Linked DNA regions of Homo sapiens: region 2 is linked to region 1. Evidence: read pairs that join two places in POLR2A ChIA-PET (ENCODE). Cell type or tissue: PC-9. All regions are shown on one strand. Each heading gives the region's core, and the rest is flanking DNA. Links, peaks and the distances in the headings are about the cores only.

What was found. Peaks named below come from ENCODE experiments on the same cell type or tissue, not always from the same donor. Only the 100,000 strongest peaks of a DNase experiment are listed, where the experiment ranks them.
Region 2: POLR2A ChIA-PET joins it to region 1 with 8 read pairs; 4 of 35 experiments call an interaction of 5 or more read pairs at or near these places.

The regions. Positions count from the first base shown.
Region 1 is chr17:75,529,238-75,534,730 of GRCh38, forward strand. The region is part of intron 1 of LLGL2 (LLGL scribble cell polarity complex component 2); the gene reads left to right. Among named protein-coding and RNA genes, the nearest start is that of LLGL2, 6.3 kb to the left of the region's middle. In PC-9, for the core only: no CTCF peak of the experiment used is centred there; a DNase peak (open chromatin) is centred at 2,694; H3K27ac peaks cover 2,684 bases.
Region 2 is chr17:75,076,249-75,081,741 of GRCh38, forward strand. It overlaps the pseudogene TRIM80P. Among named protein-coding and RNA genes, the nearest start is that of SLC16A5, 9.0 kb to the right of the region's middle. RefSeq lists enhancers at 2,098-2,327, 2,185-3,384. In PC-9, for the core only: no CTCF peak of the experiment used is centred there; DNase peaks (open chromatin) are centred at 2,753 and 3,563; H3K4me3 peaks cover 1,341 bases; H3K27ac peaks cover 3,279 bases.

The DNA of each region.
Region 1 (5,493 bases), core at 347-5,346:
CCAGGATGGAGCACAGTGGCGTGATCTCAGCTCACTGCAACCTCTGCCTCCCAGGTTCAAGCAGTTCTCCTGCCTCAGCATCCTGAGTAGCTGGGATTGCAGGCAGGCACCACCAGGCCCAGCTAATTTTTGTATTTTTGTATTTTTTGTAGAGACAGGGTTTCATCATGTTGGCCAGGCTGGTCTTGAACTCCTGACTTCAAGTGATCTGCCTGCCTCAGCCTCTCAAAGTGCTGGGATTACAGGCATGAGCCACTGCACCCGGCCCCTGCCAGTCCTTTTATCTTCATCCTTCATCCTTCTATCCTTCATCTCTTTAAAAACAAAAAATAAAAAAAAATTAGGCCGGGCTCTGTGTCTCACGCCTGTAATCCCAGCACTTTGGGAGACCGAGGCAGACGGATCATGAGGTCAGGAGATCGAGACCATCCTGGCCAAGATGGTGAAACCCCATCTCTACTAAAAATACAAAAATTAGCTGGGCGTGGTGGTGCGTGCCTGTAATCCCAGCTACTCAGGAGGCTGAGGCAGGAGAATCGCTGGAACCCAGGAGGCGGAGGTTGCAGTGAGCCGAGATCGCGCCACTGCACTCCAGCCTGGTGACAGAGCAAGACTCCGTCTCAAACTAATAATAATAATAATTTTTAAAAAAAGATTTTTAGTGTCTTTCTAGGCTTCAGGTGTAGTTTTGACTCGTTCTTTGCCGAGTCCTTGCTGTGTGACCCTAGTGTGGTCACTGACCCGTGCTGAGCTTTGTTTTCACAGATGAGAAGATGAGAAAGGTCACTAGCACGTGTGGCCTGCCACACAGCAGGCACCCAGTGAGGGTGGACTCAACTTCCATGAAGCATAAGAGGCATCCGTCTGTCCCAGGCCTTTGGGTGGGCACTTGGGCCTTTTGGAAGTGCCTGATGGGTTTAGGGAATTTGTCTTCTCTGGAAATCAGCTGACGGCTCATGAATTTGTGATATTTTAAAGTCTCTGGCTGGGCATTTTGGCTCATGCCTGTAATCCCAGTGCTTTGGGAGGTGGAGGAGGGAGGATTGCTTGAACCCAGGAGTTCAAGACCAGCCTGGGCAACAGTGAGATCGCGTCTCTACAAAAATTTTTTTAAAAAATTAGCTGGGCATCAGCCAGGCGCGGTGTCTCACGCCTGTAATTCCAGCACTTTGGGAGGCCGAGGCAGGCGGATCACGAGGTCAGGAGATCGAGACCATCCTGGCTAGCACAGTGAAAACATGTCTCTACTAAAAATACAAAAAATTAGCTGGGCATGGTGGTGGGCACCTGTAGTCCCAGCTGCTCGGGAGGCTGAGGCAGGAGAATGGTGTGAACCCGGGAGGCAGAGCTGGCAGTGAGCCGAGATCGCGCCACTGCACTCCAGCCTGGGCGACAGAGCGAGACTCCATTTCAAAAAAAAAAAAAAAAATTAGCTGGGCATCGTGGTGTGCACCTGTTGTCCCAATTACATGGGATCGTAGGAGGATCGCTTGAGCCCAAGAGTTTGAGGCTGCAGTGAACTATGATGGCGCCACTGCACTCCAGCCTGGGTGACAGAGTGAGACTCTAACTCAAAAAGAGAAAAAAAGTCTCTAGGGGTCAGAAGTTTTTCAGCGAGGACCTTTTTCAGGAATTGAGGGCAGCAGTGGAGGGCGCGGCTTCTCCTAAATGGACCTTGCATTCCAGTGGCCCTTGATGCTTCCCTTGCTCCTTGGGAGGGCCAAGAGTGAGAGCCGGTTGCCTGGGAGTCTTTCCTGTGGTGGGGATGTCGGAGAGTGCAGGATTAAACCTGCTGTGAGTTCTGCCCCAGCTGAGGAGTGCTTGCTGGGTACACCCTCCTCACCCTGCTGGGTGGCAGGGCAGAGAGCACAGGCCTGTGCTGCTCTGTTGGCATTAGGAGACTTTCTAGGAATGCCATTGTGCCCCCTTTCAACCTTGCTTGGGGAGAGGATGTCCTCTCCTGCCAGGACTTCCTGGCCCCGGGACCCTCCCTTTGGAAGACGAAGTGCTGCCTGGGACCAGGTGGCCCATGAGCCCCTGCCCGCACTGTGGGAGATCTGCGCATCTCTGGCAAGAGCCTCCAGGAGCCATCTAAGGAGTTTAGTTTCCCCGGGGAGCTATTCGGCCTTCCTGGTCTTTCCAGATGAGTCAAAAGCAGCTGTTGAGACCTCTGAGTTGGGGGCCAGAATGGAGGCCCAAGAGACCAATGTTCTTTCTCCTGGGCCGGCTGCTTTGAGCAGCACTGGCAGCCTGGACTCATTTGTCCTCAATCCTCAACTCTGAGAGGCCCTCTTATCTGTCTTAGGTGATATCGTTCTCAGGGTTCCTCCTGGGGCGAGGCACGCCAGGTCTGCTTGGCAACGCTGTTTTCCTCTGTCAGGAGCAGTTTGCAGAGAGAAAACTGGGGACAGGGCAGGAGACGGGCGTCCCCCAGCGGGGCCACCAGCACTGTTTGCCCTCCCCAGCCCTGGCTCCCTAGGAATTCCAAGGAGACCCTCGCTCACTGTGCCCGTGGCCATGGCTTTGCTCAGGTCCCTTTGGGGTGGCCTTCCCCACAGCCCTGCCTCTCAGAGGAAACTGGCTTTGAATACTCACCCCTCTCTTCTTCCCAGGAACCACAGCGAATTCTTGAGCTAGGAGAGGCTGCTCTGGGCGTGGGGACGAGGAGGCTGCAAGGCACCTGACTCTACCCTTCAGGAATTCGGCAGAGACTGGAGCCTTCTCTCGAGACACCTGACTTAGTGTTCCCAGAGTTTGATGAGAGGGACATCTGGGCACAGGACCATATGACTGTAATAAATTATATATATGTATATATACACACACACACACACACACACTTTTTTTTTTTTTTTTTTTTTGAGACGGAGTCTTACTCTGTGGCCCAGGTTGGAGTGCAATGGCATGATTTCGGCTCACTGCAGTCTCCCCAGGTTCAAGTGATTCTCCCACCTCAGCCTCCCCAGTAGCTGGGATTACAGGTAGCTCCCCAGTAGCTGCTACCATGCCCAGCTAATTTTTTGTTTGTTTTGAGACGGAGACTTGCTCTGTTGCCCAGGCTGGAGTACAGTGGCGCGATCTCAGCCCACTGCAAGCTCCGCCTCCTGGGTTCACACCATTCTCCTGACTCAGGCTCCCGAGTAGCTGGGATTACAGGCGCCCGCCACCACGCCCAGCTAATTTTTTTCTTTGTTTTTTTGTTTTGAGTCTGAGTCTCGCTCTGTCGCCCAGGCAGCAGTGCAGTGGCATGATCTTGGCTCACTGCAACCTCTGCCTCCCGGGTTCAAGCAATTCTCCTGCCTCGGCCTCCTGAGTAGCTGGGATTACAGGTATGCGCCACCACACCTGGCTAATTTTTGTATTTTTAGTAGCGGGGGGGTTTCCACCATGTTGGTCAGGCTGGTCTCTAACTCCTGACCTCATGTGATCCACCTGCCTCGGCCTCCCAAAGTGCTGGGATTACAGGCATGAGCCGCTGCGCCCAGCCCTCTAGTAAATAATATTAACATTTAATATAATTCTGGAATTCTCTGGGGGTCCTGGAGCTTTGGTTAAAGGCAGGGTCCACAAGGGTATTCCGAACAGGATGCCAGGCATGACGTCCACAGGGCCCTGGCCTTGGCCGGAGACTTGAGGACAGGGTAAGGAAGTTCCCTGAGAACCCTGTGGGGTCCTACCTCAGTGTTTCGTGGGGTCAGTGATTGGCAGATACCTTTTCTAGTTAATCCCTAGTCAGTCTTAACTGTTCGTTCATTCATTCAAGTACTTTTTTTTTCTTTTTTTGAGGAGTCTTGCTCTGTCGCCCAGGCTGGAGTGCAGTGGCGCGATCTCGGCTCACTGCAAGCTCTGCCTCCCGGGTTCACGCCATTCTCCTGCCTCAGCCTCCCGAGTAGCTGGGACTACAGGCTCCCGCCACCACGCCCGGCTAATTGTTTGTATTTTTAGTAGAGACAAGGTTTCACCGTGTTAGCCAGGATGGTCTTGATCTCCTGACCTCGTGATCTGCCCGCCTCAGCCTCCCAAAATGCTGGGATTACAGGCGTGAGCCACCGCACCTGGCCCTTTTTTTTTTTTTTTTTTTTTTTGAGATGGAGTCTCACTCTGTCACCCTGGCTGGAGTGCAGTGGCACGATCTCGGCTCACTGCAAGCTCCGCCTCCCAGGTTCACACCATTCTCCTGCCTCAGCCTCCTGAGTAGCTGGGACTACAGGCGCCCGCCATGATGCCCAGCTAATTTTTTGTATTTTTAGTAGAGACAGGGTTTCATCATGTTGGCCAGGATGGTCTCGATCTCCTGACCTCATGATCTGCCCGCCTCGGCCTCCCAAAGTGCTGGGATTGCAGGCATGAGCCACCGCGCCCAGCCCGTTCAAGTATTTTCTGATGCCTCTTGTGTGGTTCTAGATGTTGGATGTGATCCTTAAACAAAGCAAAGATGTCTGCCGTCGTTGAAAGTTGTTTCTAAAAGGTGAGAAGCCTGACTGACAGAAAGTAAAAGTAACTAATAAATTGTGTTAAAAGGTGATACGGGCTATAGGGTAAAAAGAACTAGAGCAACAATTGGGAACCCGCATGGTAGGGGGCAGGTTACAACTTTTAACAGGTGGTTAGAGTGGGCCTCTGCCAGAAGGTGACATTTGAGCAAAGCTTTGAAGGAAGTGAGGGAGCTGTTTAAATAAAATTCCAGTCCCTCCCATGAGGCACCTGGATGAGGCCAGCACAATCCCCACCTCCTGGAGCTGACATCTGGAAGCTTCTTGGGACAGCTGTTCCAGTTTTAGGGCAGGTAGGAGGCCCTAGAAAGGGGCCTGATTGGATGGGCTGGATGGCCTGCCCACGCCAGCCCCAGGCAGGTGGTCCATCTTCTCCCCAGAATGGTTTTGCTTTTCCTTGGACTTGGCTTTCTGCCAGTCACTTCCCTGGAGAGAGAGTCTGGTGTTGGATTATGAAAGGGGGCTAAGGCCCCCAGAATGGGGGTGCGTTCCCACCTTCCACCCCATCCTCACAGGCCCAGGAGGGGCAACAGAAAGGAAACTTCAGGAGGAGTCTAGGCATGGCGGGAGGATCCTCTTGGGGTTGTGGGATGGTTGTGATTCCATAGGATAGATGGTGGGGGGAATGGAGGCTGACCCCAAATGGGGCCCATCCAGCCTGCGAGCAGGCAGCCCCTTTGTCCTGGGAGAGAGGCCTGACCTGAGCGGAGGATTCTGCAGTCAGATTGGAATGCAAATTGGGGCTTGGATTTTTTTTTTTCTTTTTTTGAGAAAAGGTCTCGCTCTGTCACCCAGGCTGGAGCACAGTGGTGCCATCATAGCTCACTGCAGCCTCAACCTCCTGGGCTCAAGTGATCTTCCCACCTCAGCCTCCTGAGTAGCTGGGACTACAAGTGTATGCCACCATGGCTGGCTAATTTTTAAGTTTTTTGCTGAGACAAGGTCTCCCTAAGTTGCCCAGGCTGGTCTCGAACTCCTAGGTTCAGTGGATTCTCCTGCC
Region 2 (5,493 bases), core at 180-5,179, 450 kb before region 1:
GGCCACAGTGGCCAAGCCCTTGGCAAAGCCCTGACCTCTGATGTCCAAATAGCTAGGAGGAGGGAAAGGAGATGCCCAGGTTTGGAAAGGGGAAGCTTCTGCTCCACCGGCCCATGGTTCTGGAGGCCTCTGGGCCTGTGGCATCGGCCTAGGTCCTGGCTAACAGGTGGTACCTCTGGCCCCTCCCTGCATCCAGGGGTTCCTCCGACTGAAGCAGTTCTCAGCCTGCATGGAACCCCTGATGGGCATCAACTGTGAGGAAACGCAGAGCTTCCCCCAGCTGCCAGAGACCCTGGCTGAGCTCTGGATGCGGCTGCTGGACATGGGCCTCAGCTTCTTTAACCAGCTCTCAAAGTTCTGGGATTACAGGATTACAGGCGTGAGCCACCGCGCCTGGCCTTTTTTTTTTTTTTTTTTTTTTGAGACAGACTCTCGCTCTGTCTCCCAGGCTGGAGTGGAATGGCGCCATCTCGGCTCACTGCAACCTCCCCCTCCTGGGTACAAGTGATTCTCCTGCCTCAGCCTCCCGAGTAGCTGGGACTACAGGTGCCTGCCACCATGTCTTGCCAATTTTTTTGTATTTTTATTAGAGATGGAGTTTCACCATGTTGGTCAGGCTGGTCTTGAATTCATGACCTCAAGTGATCCGTCCGCCTTGGCCTCCCAAAGTGCTGGGATTACAGGCGTGAGCCACCTCGCTGGGCCCCCACTCAGTCTTGTGTGCCTGAACAAATACAAAGGGAGACGATGTTAGGGTCTGATGGCGGGGGAGGAGGGCGACCTGGGGCAGCACCCACTCACCCTCCAGGCTGTGTCTGAGCAGCGGGCTGAGTTTGGGGACAGGAGCGTGGGTGGAAGCATCCCCTGACTTGTATGCAAATGCCTTGCAAGCCAGCGTCCTGCCCTGGAGGCTGCTGACCCTGCTTCCCCACCTCCACCCGCCAGGTTACTGCAACCTGAACTTTGACCCCGCCACCGCCGGCGACGAGCTGTTCCAGCTCTAGGAGACCCGCTGGGTGCTGAACCTGGGGATCCTCCTGGAGCCCCTGACAGGGGGCGGCCCCTTCCCGGGCTTCAAGCAGTGACCGCAGATGCTGTGCTCGCGCGGCCTGTCCGAGGGCCGCCACTAGGACGGGAGGTGGAGGTGTCCAACTCGTGGGTGTGCCTGGGCGTCACCTACCCCCGCAGCTCCCCGCTCGGCGGCCGCCCGAGCCGCAGCGTGGTCTACCTGCTGGGCCGCAACCCCTTCTCGTGGTGCCTGGAGTGGGACGACAACGCGCAGACCGTGCTGCACGGCGCCTACCACCGCACGCTGGGCGTGGCGCTCGACTGCGACGCCGGCGGCTTGTCCTTCTACGGCCTGGCGGGTGGCGCCAGCCTCTTCTACCGCTTCCTGGCAGCCTTCCTCGAGCCGCTCTACCCCGCGGTCATGGTCAGCAGCGGCGCCTCGGCCACGCTCAAGCGGCGCCCGGAGCCCGCGCCGCCCGTGACAGCACCCCATAAATAAACCTGGACTTATCTAAGCGCTGGCTGGCGCGCCAGGACGGTTCCCGGCCCTGCGCCATCCCACCTCCCAAAACGCAGGCGACCCTTTCTCGCCACAGCCACAGGAGGGCTCTAATCCGGCTAGAGTTCCCCCAGGCACTGGGGACAGTCCCGTGGCCTTGTGGGTGGGGGATTCCTGACTGCGGTGCACAGCCCACTCCCAAACCCCATCCCAGCAGCGTCCTCTGGCCTTGGTTCTCCAGGCTGGTCTTGGCCGCTTGGCACTGGGGCCTGTGCCAAAGGCCTTGTCGTCTGAGAGGGGGCAAGGTTTGGGCCAGGTGGTCAGACTGAGAGGTGGCGCCAGCTGGATTGGGGTACGGGTGGGCTGTCTGAGTGGCTTCATTGTCGCCTGAGAGGTTAAACTGGAGGAGCCCAGGCCTACCTCAGATCCAAAAATGTTGGGCTGGGGACCCAAGCCCAGGCAGGGGTGGGGCTGCTGCCCAGAGCAGAGCTGCTCACTCAGCTGGTGTTTTACAGCCCAGAGGGGGTGTGACACTATCGCGGGTGAGTAAACCTTAAACCCCCTCCACCCTGCTGAGTGCTGCTGAAAGCTGCTCCCCCATCCCCAGCCATCACCAACCCACTCAGCTCCCAGAAGGTAGCACTGCTCACAGCAGAGGGGCTACGTCCATATCCAGGCCTCTGCCATGCGACCAGAGGCTGAATCCAGGCCGAGACCCTGCCAGGGGACCCTGGCCAGGCCATGACTGAGAACTCAGCTCCTCTGTCTGGGGAAGCGGAAGATTTGGGTGCACCATGGAGCCACCTCCACATTTCCAGCCTCAACCAGCCACTTGTTCCTGTGGCTTCTCAAGCAAGGGTTCTCAGCGAGGTTAATGATTGGCTCTGAAGAGGAACTGATACAAATCACTGAAGAAAAAAATCCCAAGGGCAACGAATTCCAGAACCAGCCCACGCGGTGCCCCAGGGGTGTTCCTGAATTCCGTCTCCACCTGGCCTGTTCCGGGAAAAATTAGTGACCCGGTTTTTCCTTCAAGGTGGTCATTTTGGAGCCAGGAGGGCACAGGGGGAGCAGAGTGTTCTCTGAAGGTTGGTGGGGGCGGGGGGGCTCCTCTGAGGAAGCCCTGGCTACAGCCTCGTGGTAGCCTTTCTCCCTGGAGCCTTCGCTCAGCTCTGAGCCCAGTGACTCATTCCCCACAGGCTGCTGCCCCTGTGAAGTAAGGAATGAGCTCGAATTCTTTGCCCCTTATTAAAAGACCTTTTACCCAAAATCCACATCTTGCCTCCCCACCCCACAGTCTTCCTCCTGGCACCAGTGGCCACAGGCTTCTGCAGAGGAGCGCTCAGGTCAGGAAATGCTGAAAAGGTGAGTGCATGACCCAAGTGGGTAGCAGCAGCCGCATACATCTCAGAGTCTTCCCACATCACGGGGCTGGCAAGGACAGGGGCTTCCTCGCCAAGTCCTCCCCGCTCTGAAAGACACTTGGTGGCAGGATGGTGCGTGACACCCTCAGGCACACATCCAAATGTCCCGGGGATGATACTTGCTCTCAAACAGCTGTTCCTTATTTGGGGGAGTCCTGGGCCCCCATAGGTCCGCAATGGTGGTCCTGAGGGTCCTGAAACTCTTTTCAGTATTTCCACGAGCCAGATGGCAAGCAGGCCTGTGCTTTCAAGGAGGCAGGTTAGCAAACCGAATGTCAGGGTGTCTGGTCTCTGCCTGGCCTGTTCCTGGAGAAATTAGTGACCCAGGTTTCAGCCTGTGCTTCATGGGGGAAAACATCACAGGGCGGGCAGGCGTGGTGGCGCATGCCTCTAATCTCAGCATTTTGGGAAGCTGAAGCAAGAGGATCACTTGAGCCTAGGAGTTCCAGACCAGCCTGGGCAATTAGCTGGGTGTGGTCACACATCTGTGACCAGGCCAGGCTGGTCTTGAACTCCTGACCTCGTGATCCACCCGCCTCGGCCTCCCAAAGTGCTGGGATTACAGGTGTAAGCCACCGCACCCGGCCGGAAATGTTTTTCAAATAATCCTTGGAGGCAGATTTGTTTACAGCCTGTTTGGATTTAGCCTGAGTGCTAAAGCAGGACCGGAAGAGTGAGTGGGTGGCATTCAGGGACAGTCCCTGCCCTGGGCCCCACAGTGGGGGAAAAGGGAGGGGCAGGGTCCACTGATGTGGGTTATTCATGAGCACTGGCTGAACTTGCTGCCCCCAAAGAGCCCTTCTGTGATTTTTTTTTTTTTTTTTAAGCAGGTTCTCCCTCTGTCACCCAGGCTGGAGTGCAGTGGCATGATTACAGCTCACTGCAGTCTCAACCTCCTGGGCTCAAGCGATCCTCCCGCCTCAGCCTCCTGAGTAGCTGGGACCACAGGTGCAGGTCACCATGCCAGGCTAATTTTTCATTTGTTGTAGAGATGGGGTATCACTATGTTACCCAGGCTGGTCTACACTTTCTGACTATAAAAGTAATTCTGCATTTATGTAATGTACTTCCATAGTGCCTACAATGTGCCAGCCACCGTTCATAGCAAATAGAATGTTAATAAGTATGAACTTGCCAGGCAAGGTGGTTCACGCCTATAATCCCAGCACTTTGGGAGGCCAAGGCGGGCAGATCACCTGAGGTCAGGAGTTCAAGACCACCCTGGCCAACATGGTGAAACCATATCCCTACTAAAAATACAAAAATTACCCGGGCATGGTGGTGTGCGCCTGTAATTCCAGCTACTTGGGAGGCTGAGGTAGGAGAATCACTTGAACCCAGGAGGTGGAGGTTGCAGTGAGCCAAGATCACACCACTGTACTCCAGCCTGGGGACAGAGGGAGACTCCAGCTCAAAAAAAAAAAAAAAAAAAAAGTACGAACTCATTCAATTCTCATAACCCTACAAATATGTATCATTAATTATCCCCATTTGTATGGTTGAGGAAACTGAGGGATGAGAGGATAAAGGACTTGCCCGAGGTCATGAAGGTATGCAAGTTAGGAAGCCAGGATTCAAACCCAGGCAGTCTGCTTTTTTAATCACTGTACTACACCACTTCTCTTATAATGCATACATTGTAGAAAATCTACACAACATAGAAACACATAAAATAAAACCTGCTGGGCATGGTGGCTCATGCCTGTGACCCCAGCACTTTGGGAGGCCGAGGCAAGTGGATCACTTGACGCCAGGAGTTCAAGACCATCCTGGCCAACATGGCAAAACCCCATCTCTACTAAAAATACAAAAAATTAGCTGGGTGTGGTGGCGTGCACCTGTAGTCCCAGCTACTCAGGAGGCTGAGGCAGGAGAATGGCGTCAACCCAGAAGGCAGAGGTTGCAGTGAGCAGAGATTACATCACTGCACTCCAGCTTGCGCAACAGAGTGAGACTCCCATCTCAAAAAAGAAAAAAAAAACACTCATAATCCTACCCCCAAAAGATAGCCTCTCCTGCAGTATTTCCTTCCAGTCTATAATAGACAGAGCAATGTAACAGCTGCAAATGTAGGAAGCTAGAAGACAGAGTAACAGGTCATATGGTACTTTTTTTTTTTTAAAGAGATGAAGTCTCACTATGTTGCCTAGGCTGGTCTCGAACTCCTGAGCTCAAGTGATCCACCTCAGCCTCCCTAAGTACTAGGATTACAGGCATGAGCCACCATACCCAGCCTGAGCCACCACACCATATGGTACATTTTCACCAGTATCCATACTGTGCATATTTTCCCAAATTACTGTCAAAATAGAAAAAGGGCTTGTTTATTTTAATCATGAGACAAAAACGGGCTTGTTCACTGGCAGCATATTATTAATACATCCTACAAATCTGTCCAATAGCTTTGTTTTGTCCTTAATCTCTTCCCTGGTTCCCACTACAAGTGGGTGACAAGAGGCAACCCAGTCAAAGCCATATATGTTGCTTCCTGGATGTTACTCCAAGTTTGACCCAGACTCCTCGGGAGGGTCCAAGTAGAGCCAAAGAACCTGGAGGCATCCC